4 separate regions of the Homo sapiens genome follow, and all the other regions are linked to region 2. A link is a contact called in ENCODE Hi-C or POLR2A ChIA-PET data. All regions are on one chromosome and are shown on one strand. The core of a region is the stretch at or near the end of the contact, and the rest is flanking DNA. Distances in the headings are between cores, read along the strand shown.

Evidence for each region. A loop is a pair of places that touch in the nucleus more often than their neighbours do. ChIA-PET counts read pairs that join two places held with the same protein, here RNA polymerase II (POLR2A). Pooled maps may share reads with other maps.
Region 1: a map of naive thymus-derived CD4-positive, alpha-beta T cell shows a loop between it and region 2 (14-fold over the local background). The contact joins the enhancer-like site here to the promoter of CITED2 in region 2. A Hi-C loop is called at or near these places in 1 of 168 maps with a recorded cell type or tissue (naive thymus-derived CD4-positive, alpha-beta T cell) and 8 of 50 pooled maps. POLR2A ChIA-PET finds 5 or more read pairs at or near these places in 1 of 52 experiments (naive thymus-derived CD4-positive, alpha-beta T cell).
Region 3: a loop to region 2 is called in a map of naive thymus-derived CD4-positive, alpha-beta T cell, with 12 times the contacts of the local background. The contact joins the promoter of HIVEP2-DT here to the promoter of CITED2 in region 2. A Hi-C loop is called at or near these places in 1 of 168 maps with a recorded cell type or tissue (naive thymus-derived CD4-positive, alpha-beta T cell), 1 of 37 single-sample maps with no recorded cell type and 9 of 50 pooled maps. POLR2A ChIA-PET finds 5 or more read pairs at or near these places in 1 of 52 experiments (naive thymus-derived CD8-positive, alpha-beta T cell).
Region 4: a map of B cell shows a loop between it and region 2 (16-fold over the local background). The contact joins the promoter of ADAT2 here to the promoter of CITED2 in region 2. A Hi-C loop is called at or near these places in 3 of 168 maps with a recorded cell type or tissue (B cell and naive thymus-derived CD4-positive, alpha-beta T cell) and 9 of 50 pooled maps. POLR2A ChIA-PET finds 5 or more read pairs at or near these places in 1 of 52 experiments (CD4-positive, alpha-beta memory T cell).

Annotation. Positions count from the first base shown.
Region 1 is chr6:142,853,541-142,857,643 of GRCh38, forward strand. All of the region lies in intron 1 of HIVEP2 (HIVEP zinc finger 2), which reads right to left. Among named protein-coding and RNA genes, the nearest start is that of HIVEP2, 90 kb to the right of the region's middle. Within about 2 kb of position 2,581, at least 6 of the 41 ENCODE cell types and tissues checked have a DNase peak (open chromatin) inside an H3K27ac peak, as active enhancers do.
Region 2 is chr6:139,372,875-139,376,905 of GRCh38, forward strand. CITED2 (Cbp/p300 interacting transactivator with Glu/Asp rich carboxy-terminal domain 2) reads right to left here and starts at 1,774. Exons shown (of 2, transcript NM_006079.5): 1 at 1,539-1,774; 2 at 1-1,078. The coding sequence starts at 1,070. The coding sequence ends at 258. RefSeq lists silencers at 483-582, 1,153-1,302, 1,763-2,142, 2,313-2,622, 3,878-4,031 and enhancers at 873-932, 1,443-1,612.
Region 3 is chr6:142,944,529-142,949,027 of GRCh38, forward strand. It overlaps HIVEP2-DT (HIVEP2 divergent transcript), which reads left to right and starts at 1,961. Exons shown (of 3, transcript XR_001744397.3): 1 at 1,961-4,499. It overlaps HIVEP2 (HIVEP zinc finger 2), which reads right to left and starts at 648. Exons shown (of 10, transcript NM_006734.4): 1 at 571-648. RefSeq lists silencers at 278-347, 788-1,017, 1,248-1,877, 1,928-2,147, 2,728-3,137 and 1 more and an enhancer at 3,178-3,227.
Region 4 is chr6:143,448,539-143,453,041 of GRCh38, forward strand. It overlaps ADAT2 (adenosine deaminase tRNA specific 2), which reads right to left and starts at 2,157. Exons shown (of 6, transcript NM_182503.3): 1 at 2,025-2,157. The coding sequence starts at 2,120. It overlaps PEX3 (peroxisomal biogenesis factor 3), which reads left to right and starts at 2,267. Exons shown (of 12, transcript NM_003630.3): 1 at 2,267-2,577. The coding sequence starts at 2,505. It also overlaps the pseudogene RNA5SP221. RefSeq lists enhancers at 1,163-2,145, 1,948-2,107 and silencers at 1,188-1,267, 1,328-1,407.

The DNA of each region.
Region 1 (4,103 bases), core at 1,331-3,830, 3.5 Mb after region 2:
GATTTAGAATTCGCCTAAGGCAATGTAATAAGAGCAACATAGAACCTACCCACCTTAGATGGCATAGCTTCTTGTCAAATAGTCACACTGAGAAATTGAGTCAATAGGATATGAAACTGCCTTTTCCTACAAGGACCGTAAAAGTCTAGGTGAAACTCTAAGAGGTAAATAACAAAGTAAGAATAGCAAGACACAGATGGGCCAGGGGCATCAGTAGGAAGAATCTCAGTGGCTCTTGTCTTTTGTCAGGGCAGCAGTGGTGGTCCAGGCATTGGTAGCAGCAGAGATGGCAGAAGAATGGAAAAGAAAAGAGGGCAGGGAAAATAAGTGAATCAGAAGCTAGAGCAGCCTTTGAAAAGGGAGTGTCCTAGAATTGAGGGCAAGAGAATTGAGGAAGAGAAGGGAATTCCTACCACAAGGCAACCGGGGAATTCCCTGGTTGGGGTTGCCATTCACTCTGTCACTGACTGGGAATATTCACTGTTTAGTCACATAATGTTCTCAGTCTTTGTTTCTTACTCTGGTTTCTTAAATTCAAGCTCTGTGTTGTTCATAAAAACCCGGTTCAGGCTGGTGGCTGTGCCATCCCCCTCAGATTTATTGTTAGCCTGTGGTAGTTCTCAATTAGGGTGATTCTGCCCCCTTAAGAGACACTAGGCAATGTCTGGGAGTTCTTTCTGGTTGCCAAGACTGGGAGTGGGAAGGGGTATGCTATTGTACCCTGGTGGGTAGAGGCCAGGGATGCTGGTAAGTATTCTACAATGCACAGGATAGTCGCCCACAACAAAGACTTATCTGGCTCCAAATGCCTAACCATGCTGGAGCTAAGAAAACCGGTAACATTGTAACTCTGCTGCAATAACTTTTTGGTACATGTCACTAGGCTCCTGATGTTTAAGCAAGTGATTATAACAAAAATCCTTTAGACTAATTGTATTACTCAAACTTCATCCTAAAGATCGTGCTCAACCAAGAGAAATTCTACAAAAAAACCCATAGTATTCTTCAGAATTACAAAGTGTGACATTTGTTTTTTAATTGAAGATGTCCAATCAAGACAGCCGAACTTTAGGAGGCTGGCAGAAAGGGCACGGGATGAACTTGGTATCACCTGAATGTAACTGAAATTTTCCAGGGAAGGCACTGCACAAACTCCTCTGTGAATGTGAACCCTGCCACCAATGCCACATCCTGCTTCTTAAGCTTTTCCATAAACAGCAGCTGTATTCCTCCCCAAGCATCAAATGACAACCCAGGAACATGCACACGTTCCTGAAATGCTCGCAGCCACCCAGTATTAAAGCAATAATCTCCCCCAGGGAAAAGTCCTACTGGGCCGGATGTAGGAAAAAGAATGAAAGCAGGCACAGCTTTCAGGTCCACTCCACCACAAATGACTCCATGACCCGGGCAAGGAACGTTAAGTAACTTCTTTCTGGTCCTTTTTTTCCTCAACTAAAAGCAGAAAAAGTTTGGCTTAGTCATCTGCAACTTCACTTTCAGTTCTCACCACCATGCTGGTTTTCTTCCCAAAAGGTAAAGAGAAGGGAATTGGCTCCAAAGAAAGTAGGTAAGAGGGAGCTTATGAAACCCGCTTCATTAAGGGTCCCAGTCACATGGAGTGTCTGTGGGCTACAATAGATGAACCACCCACGTGGTAAGTTCACCCACAAGAGCAACTTTTTTGAACACAGGCAAAAGCTGACCCCAAGCTTGATAGGCGAAGTCTCCACTGAGCTCCAGGCCACATGAGAAATGCTGACTGTGAGGATGAAGGACCAATCTTTGTGTGTGCACAGCAGGGAAAGGACTAATCATTCCACACTGGCCTCTTCCGCTACAACCTTCTGTACAAGTAACCGTCATCCCCAGAGCACCATCTTATCATTAGGAAGGACAGAAGAAGAAGAGTACAGTGTGTTTTAAACTGTCTTTGTGTTATAATAAAAATCACAAACAAAAACAAAATGGGCACAAACAGTATGAATTTGAGGAGCCTTTAATTTTAATGGGCAAATACTTAATGTATTAATAACCACGTGGTAGAAACCAAAATTAGTTCTGGGGAACCTCTCAACTATACTGAATTATCTGCTGAGATAGGTTTTGTTCATGGATCTACAATAAGAAAGGAATCTGTTTTCCTGAGTCTCCCCACTGAGTTTTTTATGCAGTGCTTCTGTTCATATGCTTAAGTGAGCCATTTAAAAGGAAGAGTGTCAACGTTGGACTCAGGCTTTACTGGTATGAAAGTGTAAAATTATATTTGTATCCACAGATTTCCAAAATCTCAGTATGCAAACTTATTAAAAATACACTATGGTGGAGGCATATATAAGAAGTGAAAGTATTCTTTCACTTATTTCTTATTACTGCCAGTTCAACATTATCACAAGCTCACAGGGCTATGTTTTCCCAACTGAAACACCAGGATGTTAATGTGTCTGAAATTTGAGACCTTCTGATAAATTATGCTTGTTTGCTGGTTTTGTTGTTTTTTGGTGTGTTTGTTTTCAGTAAAAGCTGGCACTTTATAAAATATCTGTCTTCAGTATTTGACAACGCTTGACAACCATTCTCTCGTTACTTTTTACCACATCCTGGTAAGGGGGAAATGGCAGGTAACTGCATCGCTTTTCACTAAAAAACAGACAGCAAGGGGTTAAAAAAAAAAAGAAAAGGAGAATTTATGTCTCCCAGTTCCACCTACTGCACCACTTTAATATCCAGGATTCTCCCCAAGCCATTCCCAGAGAAAAAAGTGAAAAGAATCTCCTTTGACTTGCTTGGGTCACTGCCCCCAAGACACTGAAGACTCAAAGATACTGAAGACTTCAATGTACAATACATTGGTGGTGAAACTAAAAGTCATATGCAAGGAGTTGACTCCCCTCTCACTGCAAATAATTCTAACATGACCGATGTGCTACAGAAATCAATAGCAGTAATGACTACCTTTTTTGGAACTGCCTCAGCAGTCAGCTGGAGAGGGGGCCTTGCTAAGCCCAGGCACACTGCCTGGATCAAGCACTGAAATCAAGCTTCACAAAAGAGAAGCGTGAGTAATTTACTTATTAAAGAGATAACTGTAAAGTCTGATACAAACAGACAAGCGTAAAGCCTTCAATGCACAAACCAAATGCTTGGCTTGGAGACCATAAAATGCAATCAGCAATGAAATCTAGGTTATATCACTCAACTTTCAAAAGTCTAATGCCCCTTTTTATCCTTAGAAAGATGACACAAAGAAATGACCTGTGAGGGAGACTTCTGGTTAGCAGGGGCTCCCCAAAGACACTGAGCCCACAGCAGGAAGTGGAGGGGAAACCTCAGTGACTGGTCCGAGACCAACCTGGACTTCCGTGTAAGGTACAATGCAGATAAAGGGGATTACTGTACTTCAAGTGGGTTCTGAAGCATTCTACATTATTCAAAAGGACAAAAATCTAGTCAGGTGTTGCCCAAATGGTCTCCTCTGTGATCATTTTTCTCATGTTGTTCAGAAACGTAGTGGTGATAGTGCATTTGTGAGACTCTGTGGCCAGGAAACAACATCTCTGTAACCCCAATTTTAAAATCATGACTTCACTGTCACCAACCAGCGAATGCCAAAAATAAAAAGGTAGAAACATCTAAAACGCTGTTAGAAAGTGAAGCTTGAGTTCATGAGCAAATTAGAAAAAAAAAAAAAGTCATTTGCCATCAGATGTTGTCTGTCAACTTAAAAAAAAATCCAAATAAAAAGAGAATTCAAACAGTTCTTCTACAATAAGCTATTGTATAGCCCCTAGATCTAAGTCATTCACAACTCCCGGAAATAACTGCATATTCGCCAAATGCTCTTATTTTGTATGTTCTCACGGGGTTTCAGGACTTGTGCAAATTGTTTTCCAAGCACCATCCGGCCATAATGACCAGGTTAGAACTGATAATTATGCCTGCCTGTCTATAGGTTTGTCAGCTAAAGAAATCCACAGACGGCTGCATCATGAGCAGAATTCTACTTCGGGTGCAGCTGCGCTGACCACACTGCATTAGAAAAACAACCCTCTTTGCAATAACCAGTTTTGGGCATCACTGGTTAAAAAAGACTAGTTTCCTGT
Region 2 (4,031 bases), core at 524-3,023:
CAAGTTAGCTAGATATTTCAACTACATAAGGGAGGTGGGTGAATGTCAAGGCTACAAAAACGAAACAAAAACAGGAAAAAAAAGTGGCAGCAATTTTTTTTAAAACCAATTTGTACAAGTTTATAGTTTACTTTGTTTCCAAGTTCTCAAACCTTTCAAGATCTGAAAAGTGAGATACTGTGTCTAAGGGAATGTTTCTTTTAATTCACGCCGAAGAAGTTGGGGGTTTGATTTCTTTCGCCGGGGTTTCGATCGAGTCAACAGCTCACTCTGCTGGGCTGCTGTTTGCACACGAAGTCCGTCATAAAATCAAACTCGTTTTGCCCCAGCCAGAGTTCGGGCAGCTCCTTGATGCGGTCCAAACCCATTTCTATCACCAAGGACATAAGAACTTCCTCGTCGATGAAATCAGTGTCTATGACATTGGGCGGCAGCATTGCAGCGGGGACGTGGGCCACGGAGGCGGGCATGTTGCCGCTGCCGCTGCCGCCGCCGCTGTTGCTGCTGCCCGCGCCGCCGCCCGAGCTGCTGCCAGAGCCGCCGGGGGTGCTGCTGCCGCCCGAGCCGCCGGGGGTGCTGCTGCCGCCGCTGTGCTTGGGGTTGCAATCTCGGAAGTGCTGGTTTGTCCCGTTCATCTGGTGGCCTGCAGCAGGGTGCAAATCCGGCATGTAGTGGTTGTGGGGGTAGGGGTGATGGTTGAAATACTGGTTGTTGAGCTTCTGCAGCTGCATGCTGGCCGGCAGGGAGCCTCCCTGGCTGGCCACCGGGGGACCCATGAACTGGGAGTTGTTAAACCTGGCCGCGGGGGCCAGCGCGCTCGGGGGGTGCCCTCCGTTCACAGTCCCCGGCCCCATCGCATGCCTGATGCCGCTCGTGGCATTCATGTTGCCCGCGCCGTAGTGTATGTGCTCGCCCATTAGGGCGTTGAAGGCGTGCTGGGGCTGCTGCTGCTGGTGGTGATGGGGGCTCGGGAACTGCCCCATGCCCATGCGGTGGGCAGGGTGATGGTGCAGCCCATTGGTGCCGTCGGGGAAGCGCCCGTGGTTCATGGCCATCATATGGTCTGCCATTTCCAGTCCTGGAAGTGAAAAGGGCAGATAATGAGACCCGCGCCACACGTGTCGCCCACCACAGCGCACCCCACTTTTGCTCGCCTCTGCCCCCCAGGATTCCCGGGCGCACGTCGGCTGCGAACCACCACCCCCAAGATCCCACTAACAGCCTGTGCACCCGGGCTAGCCACCACGGAAGAGCTACCACTCATAACACAGCCGGACGCTGCACAAACAGCCCCTTCCCCTGCGATCGGGCGGGGGGACCCGAGCCCACACCCCCTTTGCTCCCCGAAGTGGCCTAATAAAGGAAGTGCCCCGTAGCCCTGCTGCGAACTTCAGGCATTAAATCAGCCCTCCTCATCCTGTTGTTGCACATCCTGTTGTTATTCCCCAGCTTCGCCTCACGCTCTTCCTCCGGGCAAACCCTGCCCTCGGAGGACTGGGCTGGCAAGAGCCCCAGCCAGCTTCGCCCGTCGCGCTTACCTTCCGTTTTTGCGATTTCTGCTCCGAAGACCGAGGGCGGGCTCGTCGCGTCCAGGACCGGCTCAGCAGCACATAGAGGGGACCTTCCTGGCGTGCAAAGCGCTTCGCTGTCGCGATGTCGGCGCCGAGGTCTCGCAGCGGCCGCTGGGGCAGATTCGGAGCCGTTCCCTTTTATTTCCCCTCCGTTGCCCTCACAGCTCGGCAGGACCGCCCGGCAGCTGCCAACAATGAGCTGTGTTTCTTAGGGCTTTGGCCACAGTTAATATAGGCATTTCGGAAAGGCGGAGCGAGAGCCTCCAGGGCGGGCGGCGCCAAGACGCGGATTCCGGAACACCGCGAACACCCTGGACCGGGTCCCGGAGCCGCGTCCCCGCCGCCCGCGGCACGTGCTGCAGAGGCTGCGGGGCCCGGGGGCCGCCCAGTCGCCCCGTCGCCCCCCGACTCTGGTTTCTTCCCGGCCCAGAAACGCGAGGTTGGCTCAGCCACCCCCGAGGCAGGGGGAAAATCCTCCCCTGCCGCCCCGCCCGAAGGTAGAGCCTGCCGGGATAGCCACGAGGAGAGCTCACCGCCCCCCTCAGGCTGGATCTACCCCACCCCCAGCTTTCTCACTCGGTTCACCTAGCGATCTGCCCCGCTCTCTACGGGAAAAGGGGACTCGCCCAGCGCCCCCCGCCCTCCAGAGTGCCCTTGTGCCTCCCCGGTTTTGCAAAAGCTTCCACAGGCAGCGAAGAATGGCTGTGCTTCCTCGAGTTGGGTTTTAAAGACCCGGACAAATAATGCGCCCTTTCCTGAGCGCGCCTTCCTAGGCTGTGCCTTTGTGTTTTCATACGGGCAGTGGGTAGACCTACTCTAGATCACCGCTTGTAGATGCATTTTTTTCCTCCACTCCTTTCAAGGACAGGAGCTGGGGGCGGGGAGGGGCAGCCGCTGCAGGTGGACGGAGCGCGCTCGAGGGCCCGGCCACCCCCGCTCCCGCGCCCTGGAATTCCAGTCCGCGCTTTCGGGCCCGCCTGCCGCTCCCGGGGTACGTGTGCTTCTGCTAAGTTTGCGTTTGCAGCTCTTGGTAGCTTTGGCATCCGAGCTGAGGCGTCTCTGCTCTGTAAACAAACTCAGCGATCCTCGTCCCCAGATCCACCTTTTTGCACATACACAGTTACTTGCTTCTGCTGTTGCCCTGGATCCGGGAGGTGGGGGTGTGTACAAACTTGCAGAGCCTCCCTCCGGGCTCTGCCTGACGGTTTGGGGTTGATTTAGAAGCAAACGGGTTTGTAATTAAGAAATTTGAGGGCTGAGTAAGGCTGCTCTTGCTGGAAAAGGAAAACAAATAGATAACGTGGTAATCGCTTTGTAAATAAAGTCGTTCTGGAGGTGGGCACGTAGCTGCACGTCCCGTATGGCACCACGCGCACACACACGGCTGGGACTCTTCCTTTTCAGTGAAATTGTTCAGTGGGGCAATGGGCGATAATAATAACCTTGCTTCCACAACGCGGCACAACGAGCCTGGTCGCCCGTTTGGTTCATTGACTTGCAAATAAAACCCCTAACACAGGTCTGGGCTACTACCAAGTCGGAGCTCTCTGGCTTTCTCACATGGGGAAGCCGAGTTGTTTCCCCAACACCATGATGGGGCTGTTCTGAGCTTTTACATTGCTCTTTATGTGGTAAAATCGAGTTTAGCGCTCCGAATAAGGACTTCTGGGCAGTTGTTTCTTCATAACTCGATAGCCATTGAAGACTTCCTGCTGCGAAGAGCGAGTCCGCCTCCCCGCCCCCCCCTCGTCTTTTTCCCCCTTCTTGCACACAAGACTTTTAAAGGCCCTGTTTCTTGAGGACTGGAAATTCTGATACATTTCCCCGTTCAGGAATTTGCAAAAGAGACCCAATCCTGATTATTTTCGTCTATGACCCCTCTGTCTTTTCCTAGTCAGGCATATTTTTGTAAATGTTGTTACTTTGTGTCTTGTCTTCTTTCCTCTTCCAGGCTCTCCGGCAAACCGTGCAGGCAAATAATTTTTAAACCTCAAAAATATTTACTTTTTAGAGATACGGGCACATGACACATTGCATTGTTAGTTGCAACAATTCCCTATTCTCCTAACCTCCCACCACCTTTACCTGTAGGTCAGGACATGCAGTTTACCGTATCAGAGGCTTGGATACCTGAAGGGGCCACTTCCTATAAAAAAACAGATTCTAAAATATTGGTAAAACCCAACCTGAAAAATCGCGGGATTGTTTACTTTCCCTTCTTTGTACTGCAAGTGTCTTTCGACACAAGAAACAGCTTTTGAATGTCTAATCTAAATTCCTCTTGCAACCACTAAGGAAAGGTGGAGCTCCATCCAGCTCCAGTGGTTCTACCTACTATTGGGAAATCCCTGGAAAGGTCACCTGCCCATCCCCCATCCCTTAAAGGAGAACAAAATAGTTCTGGGACCAGCTGGTTGGAACATGGCATGCTTTGTTCATTTATTCTCATCCGTCCACTGA
Region 3 (4,499 bases), core at 711-3,210, 3.6 Mb after region 2:
AAGGAGGTGAAAGAGGAGGAGGAGCAGCAGCAGCACATCTGCTTTGATAGCAGCCGGCAGTGCCGCCGCGGCAGAGAGCCCCTCGTTAACCCCCTTCCTGTGGCTGCACCACGTCATGGAACATTCCCGGAACGGGCCAACGTTCCACCCACTTCAGGGAACAGACATAAAGGCGCAGACCCAGTTCCCCACAGTGCACAGCCCAAACACACATGTCCCTTCCCGATCCCCCGCCAGACGGACAGACAAACACGCATGCAAACCGCCCCCACCCGTCTCCACGCGCCCGGGTCCAGCCGGCAGCGGCCAGAGCCGCTCTGCAGCCGGTGCACCCGCAAGGCGAGGGCGCCTCCGCCTGAACCTTCCATCGAGACAGTCCCCTCCTTCCTCGCTTCCTTCCTTCGCTCCTTCCTTCCTTCCTTCCTTGCCCGGGAGGTAAAGGGAGTCACTGAAATGCCCAGAGCCAGCGCCTTCGCTGCGCTCGCTCGGCCGCAGGCCGGCGGCCCGGGCCTCGCGCCGCCAGCCCGCCCGGCCGCCTGCGCCGCGCGCCGCGGCCCCCTCCCCCGCTACCTGACAACGGGCCGCCGCCGGCCGCCGCAGCCGCAGCGGTGGCCGGGCCGTGCGCGCCGGTGCACGTCGCTCATTAGTAAGCAGGCACATTCCTGCCTCCAGCGCTCCCGCGCGGCCCCCTCCCCCCAGGACATTACGCAAAGCAGCCTCCCCTCATCTGCATAGATCCGCGGCCAGGGTATTCCCCGCATTTCCCCACGCGCCCGACACCCCTCCCGCGGTCTCCCCCATCCCCGCCCCCTCCGACCCTCACCCTCGGGCCACCGGGAAGGGGCTGGGGGCACACGCCGGGGAGCGGGGGACGGAGTTCGGCGGCGGCGATTCCAATATAAAGTGAAACAAGCTCCCAGCGCCGAAGGAGGCAGGAAAAACCCAGCGTCCAGGCCACTTACCGAGCCGAGGAGGGACCTAGATTCCCGCCGCTCCGCTCTCGCGGTGGCCGGTCCGCCCTCCGCGCACCCCGAGGCTGCACCCAGCACCCCAGACGCGAGACGTGGAGGAACGCTGTGAACGAGCCGGGAGACCCTCCAAGTTGCTCTGGGCTCCGTGGAGCGTCAAGGTCCAAGACACAACTTGGCAAAGACTTGTGCCACAGTCACCGAAGATGTTTGTGCGGAGACCCTCCTGCGGGGAACGACGGCGCTCGGCGGCGCCCCGCTCTCCTCCTCTCCACCCCCTCACCTCCAGCCCGCCTCCCGCCGGCCGCCCGCCTCCGGGCCGCGAGCCCCTCGGGCGGCTGTCAGCTCCCGGCCGCCGCCGGGTGACAGGGGCGGGAGGAGGGCGCGACGCGGCGGCCCGAGCCCCAGCGGGCGAGGGGGATCCTCGCAGCCGCGGCGGCCGCTCACCTGGAAAGTCACCGCTGAGGAGGAGGAGAAGGAGGACGGGGAGGAGGAGGGAGAGGAGGAGGGGGAGGAAACCCCCCTGGTGCCCTTGTTCTCGCTGCCGCGGCGGCCGCTCCTCGCCAAGGCTGAGCGTGTCTGGTGGGGGGTGTCTGGTAGCATTTCCTTAAGGACAGAGGGAGGGCGGGCGCGGAGGGAGGGAAAAGATCCCGACCGCCAGCCCAGGCTCCTCTTGCCTTTATTTATTTTTCTGACACTGTACGGAGATGGGCCCGGGGCAGGGGCCGCCGGGCTCAGGCGGGAGCCGCGAGGCCCGGGCCGCAGCTGTCTGCGTGCGGGAGCCGCAGCGGCCGCCTCCCCTCCCGGGCTGTGGACGCACCGGGTTATTCCTGGCAGCGCCTCCCCGAACAGAAGTTACTAGGAGGAGTGCGCGGCGAGGGCGGACGGGGGGAGAGGCGGAGGGAGGGAGGGAGGAAGAGGGAGAGACTCAGCCAACGACGTCATCGGATCCCCCAGCGCGTCCCAGGGAGGGAGGCTGAACCAGAAAAACCAGTCTGGAGCCAGTGAGCGAGAGAGGGATGTGCGGCGCGCGGGGCGACGGGGGAGGGAGGCGGTCGGGAGGGCAGGGCCGGGCCCCACGGCTGCCGCTGCGGGCGGGGAGATCGCGGCCGCGCACTCGCTCGGTCGGAGCGGGGAACTCCCCGGAGAGCTGGTCTCTACTTGTCATGCAAAAAAACTTGGGCATCTCTAGGAGCCTGAGAATTTCCTTTAAGGATGTGGAAACGTCCTCCGTCCCCACCCCTTCCCCATTTCCCAGAGAATCGTTGTCTGCCTTCCTGACGAACGGAATTGTATAATTAGTAGTGCCCTTAGATTTGGAACCAGTACTCCGGATCCCTGGCCTCTCCTCGCCCCCTGCCTCTACTCACAATTATGTTATCGGTCAAGAAAAGCAAAATCAGACTGTGGCTCCCGGCTGGGTTTCTGGAGCTTTGTAGGGTTTTACTAGCACTTTCCGTGCCCCTGCGGGCGCGCGAACTATTCACGTGCTCGAAACGCCCGGATTACCTTCCCTGAGGTCACTCACCAGGGTGCCCCCGGCACCCCCAGTTCGGGGACCGCGGCCCGCCCTCGCCAGGGGATTCAAATAGGTGTGGGCAGCGGCGCGAAGAGCAGCTGCCGGTTTCCTGGTGGGCCGCGCTGGAACCTCGGGGCGAGCTGCCACCTTCAGCCTGTGCGCTTCCCTCTCCACGGAAGGGACCGGAGTTGAAATCACAACCAACCCTGGGAGAGCGGGGCCGGGAGGCGGGGGAATCCCAGGCGAGTGGGAGCCGAAGCTCTGGGCTTCCTCCCCGGCCGGGCGACACCCGGGGGACACCGGGGCTCTCTCGGGCCGTTACCCTGCCTATGTGGACTGGTGTGCACCCTCGGGGGAGGTTCCTAGGGTGCCACGGTGCCCGAGCGCGACGAGTGACTGCTGGGGAGGGGGGCCGGGTCCCGGAGCGCCTCCTCCGGGTGGTCTCCCCCCCAGCGGGGACCGCGCGCAGCACCTCGCGGGCGCCCCAGCCCCCGCACCCTGCGGAGCAGAGCCGAGCGCCCAGGACGCCGCGGGCCCCAGCGGTCCTCCCCACCCCCTGGCCGCGCCGCCGCCCTGCCCGGGGCGGAGTAAACAAGAGACGCGCAAGATTTGACCTGGCGCGACCCGGCTTTCTGGCCGGGGTTCCCCCTGAGCAGGTGACTCCGTGGGAGGGGTGGAAATGAGTCTCTGGAATTCCGGGCCAAAGACAATAACTGTGGTTCTGCTTTTAAAGCAGGTATTTCACCAGCAACTGCGGAATGTTTTGTGTCTCCAGTTTCAAATTTCGCGGAAAGGGACCAAATGTGAGGACATATAAAATATCCCCTTCTCTTTTCATTAAAAATGAGTGCATTACAAAGGAAGGGCAGCCCCTTAATGCCTGCGAGAATAGCGCTGCTGGTTTCGTTTTTGTTTTGTTTTGTTTTGTTTTTCATTCTGACCCACAATCAGTGTATTTTTGAGGTCCCTATGCAATGGCGACGGTGCCGTGAAGGGCAACTCAGCAAAATAAAGCGGTGATACATTTTTTAACCGATTTTTTTCTCAGAGGAGAAAAATCTGAACAATTTGGCCTAAGTTTCACTTTGTCCTTCTCTTAGGTTGATCTCATTTAAATTCAGGGCCTACTTCCACTTAAGCAACTTCTTCTTTCATTGTATAGGTTCTTTAATATCCAACCTTTTTAAACTTAACTTGAAGCCTTTAATTTAAAAAACTGTCCCAATCATCATTTTCTTTTCAATGTATGCAGTTGCATTTTAAACATCCATTTAACACACAAAATGTGATTTTTGAAATTTTTTTCACTTTCAAACCCACCTGCTACATACTCCCAGAGAGCGTTTTATTTAATTGCTTAATAGAGAAGATTAAGCAGTTTCTTTAAGAATCCAATTTCCCTTCAACAAGCACAACAGCAGCTGCCCAAGCTCCCAGAAACTAAGCAAAGGCAAGTAGCAGGCAGCGTTTTGCTTCACTAGAATGAATGTTAGTTGAAACCTTAAATACCTCTTTAAAAGACTAGATTAAAGAGAATAATGGGAATATTAAGATACTCCGGTAGTTAGTTAAAATATTTTTTAAGGAAAACCAGGCAGATATACATCTATTTTGATGATTTGATCCCACCTTCAAAGAGGATCCCTGAAAAGAGTTTTAGTCACAATTTGACAAATTTTAAATAATTACTTTGTTTCAGAGTCATGAGGATGGAAAGAAGATAGCCTGCGTTGAGTTGAAGTAAAGTAAAAATATTATGAATATGTGTAACTAGGTGACATCCTCTCTGCTGGGAAGAATCCTTTTTTTTTTTTTTTTTTTTTTTCTGGTGACAGGTTCTTGCTCCATCACCCAGGCTGGAGTGCAGTGGCATGATCTTGGCTCACTGCAGCCTCTCCCTTTCAGGCTCAAGCAATCCTCCCACCTCAGCCTCCCGAGTGGAGGGGGAGCCACTGCAGATCTGGAGCAAATCAGCACCAGCCACTCCAGAGCCTGACCTACATAGGACTCAG
Region 4 (4,503 bases), core at 907-3,406, 4.1 Mb after region 2:
AACCAACAAACACCTCAAACATGCACACCCTTATTATCACCAAGCATTAAAATTGCTTTCACTTTTGCCAATTTAACAGGTAAAAAATTGTGTATCATTTTAATTTGAATTTCATTAATAGTGAAATTGTGTATTCATTTATTTGCTGGCTACTCACTCGTCACTTCTTTTAGAAATATCATGTTCAGGTGAGGTGTGGTAACTCACACCTGTAATCCCAGCACTTTGGGAGGCTGAGGTGGGACAACTGCCCGGGCCCAGGAGTTCAAGACCAGCTCGGGCAACACAGAGAGACCCTGTCTAAACCAAAAAAAAATCTTCTAAAAATAAAAAGAAATTTTAAAAAGAAATATATTCATAGCCTTTGACCTTTTTCAGTATTAGGGTATACATCTTTCCTTTTACGTCGGAAAGTACTTAGATTTTATATAAATTATATGCTACGGTTATTAAACCTGTCCTTTTATATATGTCGCAAATATTTTCCTTCTTTGTATTTCCTTTACTTTGTATCTTTTTCTTTTTTGAGACAGGGTCTGGCTCTGTCTCCCAGGTTGGAGTACAGTGGCACAGACACGGCTCACTGCGACCTCAATCTCCCAAGGCTCAAGCAATCCACCTTCCTCAGCCTCCTGAGTAGTTGGGACTACAGGCACATGCCACCATGCCCTACTAATTTTTAAATTTTTATTTAGTAGTGACGGGGTCTGGCTAAGTTGCCCAGGCTGTTCTTCAACTTTTGAGATCAAGAGATCCTCTTGCTTCTGCCTTCCAAAGTTTTGGGATTACAGGCATGAGCCACTGCATCTGGCCATGCTACTTTGTATCTTTTTAAACATGTAGATGTTTTCAAAGAATTTCTAGACCTCTCTGGCTTTGACATTTTTTGTCTCTTAATTGTATTATAAACACCTAGGGATGTGATTCCATAGTTTACGTCCTCCTACACAGGATTAAGGAGGCAGCTGCTTCTTGGGTTTTAGCATATACAAGTTTCTTCAAGGTCTTAAAGGAAAAAAAGTACTTGTTAGGAGGGCTACATGTCACTGGGCAACAGGAACTTTTCAGCTTCATTATAATCCTATAGCACCACCGCTGTATATGTGGTCCTATAAGATTATAATGGAGCTGAAAAGTGCTAGCGAGCTTCTTAACTGGGATAAAAGTTTGTTTGTAAACGTATGTAAATGTATTTACATGTGCTAGCCCAGGGTCAACCTAAAAGGTAGCGAAAGTGTTTAGCCCAGAAGTCTACATAGAAACTAGGGTTGTCTACCTCCATACCACCCTGAATGTCCCCCGATCTCGGAAGCTAAGCAGGGTCAGGCCTGGTTAGTACTTGGATGGGACAATAGGGCTAAGGTGAGTAGATTTAATGCTCCAGGATAACGACCTTTACCGACAGGTCATTGTGTGGCACGTGGCTGTATGTAGTTATTAAAATGTAAATACATATATTTACAAACAAACTTTTTTTCCCAGTTAAGAAGCTCGCTAGCACACAGCATTCTGTTGAAAGCCCCCTTTATTTCGCAGTCCTGAAGGGAGTGAGGGAAGGAAGTAAAAGGGCAGAGGAAATAATGAATGAATGCGAGACGCCGATTGTACAGGGACTTGTTTCCATACTGCTCTCTACCAGAAACGTTCTCAGTTTCCTTCCTTCTGCTGGACATGTTCCAAGGGCCAAAACCTCAAATAATGTGACTTTGTAGATTGGAGAGTGTGTGACCACAGAAAGGAAAGGGAGGCAGCACGTGCCAGCCGGCGACAGAATGTTAAGTCTGCAGCATACTCCACCGCAATGAAACAAATAATTTGTGTATTTCCTCCCCTTCCTTCGCCCAGAGCCACTGTGAGAATGGGCTACAGAAAGTTTCGAGGCAGTAAAGCCAGTTGTTCACCCAGAACATCTGACTGCCATAAAAATTATGGTGACGAGAAAGAACGTTTGCTCAAATGCCGGGGTCGGGTTGAGGGCTGGAGAAAGGTCCCACCCCGCAGCATCTACCTCCCGGGCTCCTCACCATGTGCATCGCCTCCTCCATCCACTTTTCGGTCTCCTCTGCCGACACCGAGCACGCGCCGCTTGCAGCTGGCTTGGGTGCCGCCTTCGCCTCCATACCCAGCCACCACTCAGCTACAGAGCCCGCGGCAGAGGAGGAGCGCGGGCAGCGGAACGCGGCGGGCCCGGGACCCCGTTTCCGGGGGTAGTCTAATGAAAAGGCACTCGGGAGCTATTTCTGAACGGACCTGGGCTTGTCGGACCAGTGAGCGGCGGCGGCTGCGCGGCGGCAGCGGCAGAAAGCGTAGCTGCTTTGCTGTAGTCCACGCCCCCTTGCCGCTCCGGTGACAGTCTCTGCGGAAAGTCACGTTTGTGATTTCGGGAGAGCACAGAACGGGACGACGGCGCTCTTGCTGGGTCATCTGGGCCAGGTGACGAAGAAACAGTTTCCTGGTGAAGCAGTCCCTCACCCCTAGTCAGCCCACACCCCTAGGGCCTAAAGATGCTGAGGTCTGTATGGAATTTTCTGAAACGCCACAAAAAGAAATGCATCTTCCTGGGCACGGTCCTTGGAGGTGGGTGACAACGTGCTTGAAAGGGGGCATTGGGAGAAGGGGGTGGGAGAGGTGACTTCTTCTAAAATAAGGACAGGCCGGGCGATCCTAGTCTGGGATATGTAGAGGGAGTTCGATCAACCATGGGATGAAAAGGGAGGTGGCCAACCTCCAGGGTTCTCCCATCTCTGCAGTTGAGAAATGCCTCTGTGCCCTTTGCCCTGTCACCGACTCTTAACTCTGTTTCTCACCTATCCTTTTTTCTCACGGACCTTTGGAGAACTCATCACAGTTTAAGTTTCTGTTTCAAGGCACCATTCTCTTACAGGAACTTTTTAAAAAAAATTCTGCTTTCCTGTGAGATTCTGCATTTCTCCTTGGCACTCTTGATACTTTGGCTCTCACCCTTCTCAGGAGTTTAATAATAATCTAGGGAAGTTACCTATAGGCTGCACTTCGGGTGGTGGTTAAAGTCGATTTGAATTTTTGAAAACAGCGCAGTTGTCCTAAAGGACTGAAAGATATGGATTAGATAAAGAAAAACAAATCAATATTTTAGCTCTGTTTCTGCCATTTTAGAATACAAACTATGGCAGTAAGAAAAATGCTTGAGGGATGTTGTGCAATCTTCCTCAGGATCTTCAAGGTTGGGATCATTGTAATCTAGCTGACATAACTGAGTTGCACAGGCCCAGAGGAGATTTAGAAACAGATAAGATAAAAATCTTGAGACGCTTTTCCCTCATACAATGCTCATGTGATAATATTCAGGGATTTGAAGGAGGGAATAAAAGTTTTGTGAATTATATGAAAAGGACATCTAGGAACTATAAAAGAGGAAATTTGTTAGAACTTGAGTTTTTGAGAAATAGTCTCATCACTTATTACATGCTATGTTTACAAAAGTACTTAAAATCAAGAACAGAGTTTCCCAAAGAATTTGGTTGGCTTTTCTCTTAGTATTAGATTGTATTCTGTTCTCCCCAAACAATTTGAAATTAACAGTACGTATTAGATTGTATTCTGTTCTCCCCAAACAATTTGCAATTAATACCTTTAGCATCAATAGTTCAGATTTTGGTGATGCTTGAAAGTTTGAAACAGAGTTCTTGTTGCTGAGCCAAGGATGGTGTTTTGCATGTCTCTGAGGTCTATCACACATCAATAATAAGCATATGTAAATTTTGAACACCTTCGAGAAATCCTTTATATATAAAAGGTATTTTCTGATATCTTCAGTCGCTAGTATCTAATGTATATTTAAATTATCCTAAGACTACAGAGTCCATTTTATTTATAAAAGCTAAAAATATATGTGTGATTGAAGAAATACAAATAAAGTATTTTTGCGTTTACTGAAGGAAGGAAAATTATCTCTTTAGCGATCTCAGAAGGAATACTCCTTCAGCTTATGGAACAACTTTGTAGTAGATTAGAAATAATCACAGGGGAAGCAAAAGAGTATACTTAAACTTATAATTTTTTTAAAAAACTAACAAGAGCTTTATAGTTACAGAATAAGAGGAATGCAAAAAATAGAAAAGTTCAGACGGCCAGAAAGAGAAAATAATCCTAGTGTTTTATATCAAAAAAGGAGTCAGTCTGAAAAGAAAGGAAGAGTAGATGACCGTGGTTGGCATTTGTTTGAGTCTCATGTTCTTTCTGCTTCAGGGAGAAAGTTCTACAGTGTGTTAGATTTTAATTAGTCTAACTTAAGAAATACCTATCAAGTGCCTGTAATGCTGAAGGTAATATAAATGGAAATACAAGATTTATATATTTTTAATAGTAACAGCTACTATTTATTGGGTGCCCACTTTACGCTGGGCATTGTGCTAAGCTCTTCCTATTTAAGCAGAATGACAAGAAGACAATTATTATTATCCCCATTCAAAAATGTGGCAGCAAGAACCCTAAGAATTTAAGAAACTTGCCTCAGGTCTCAGA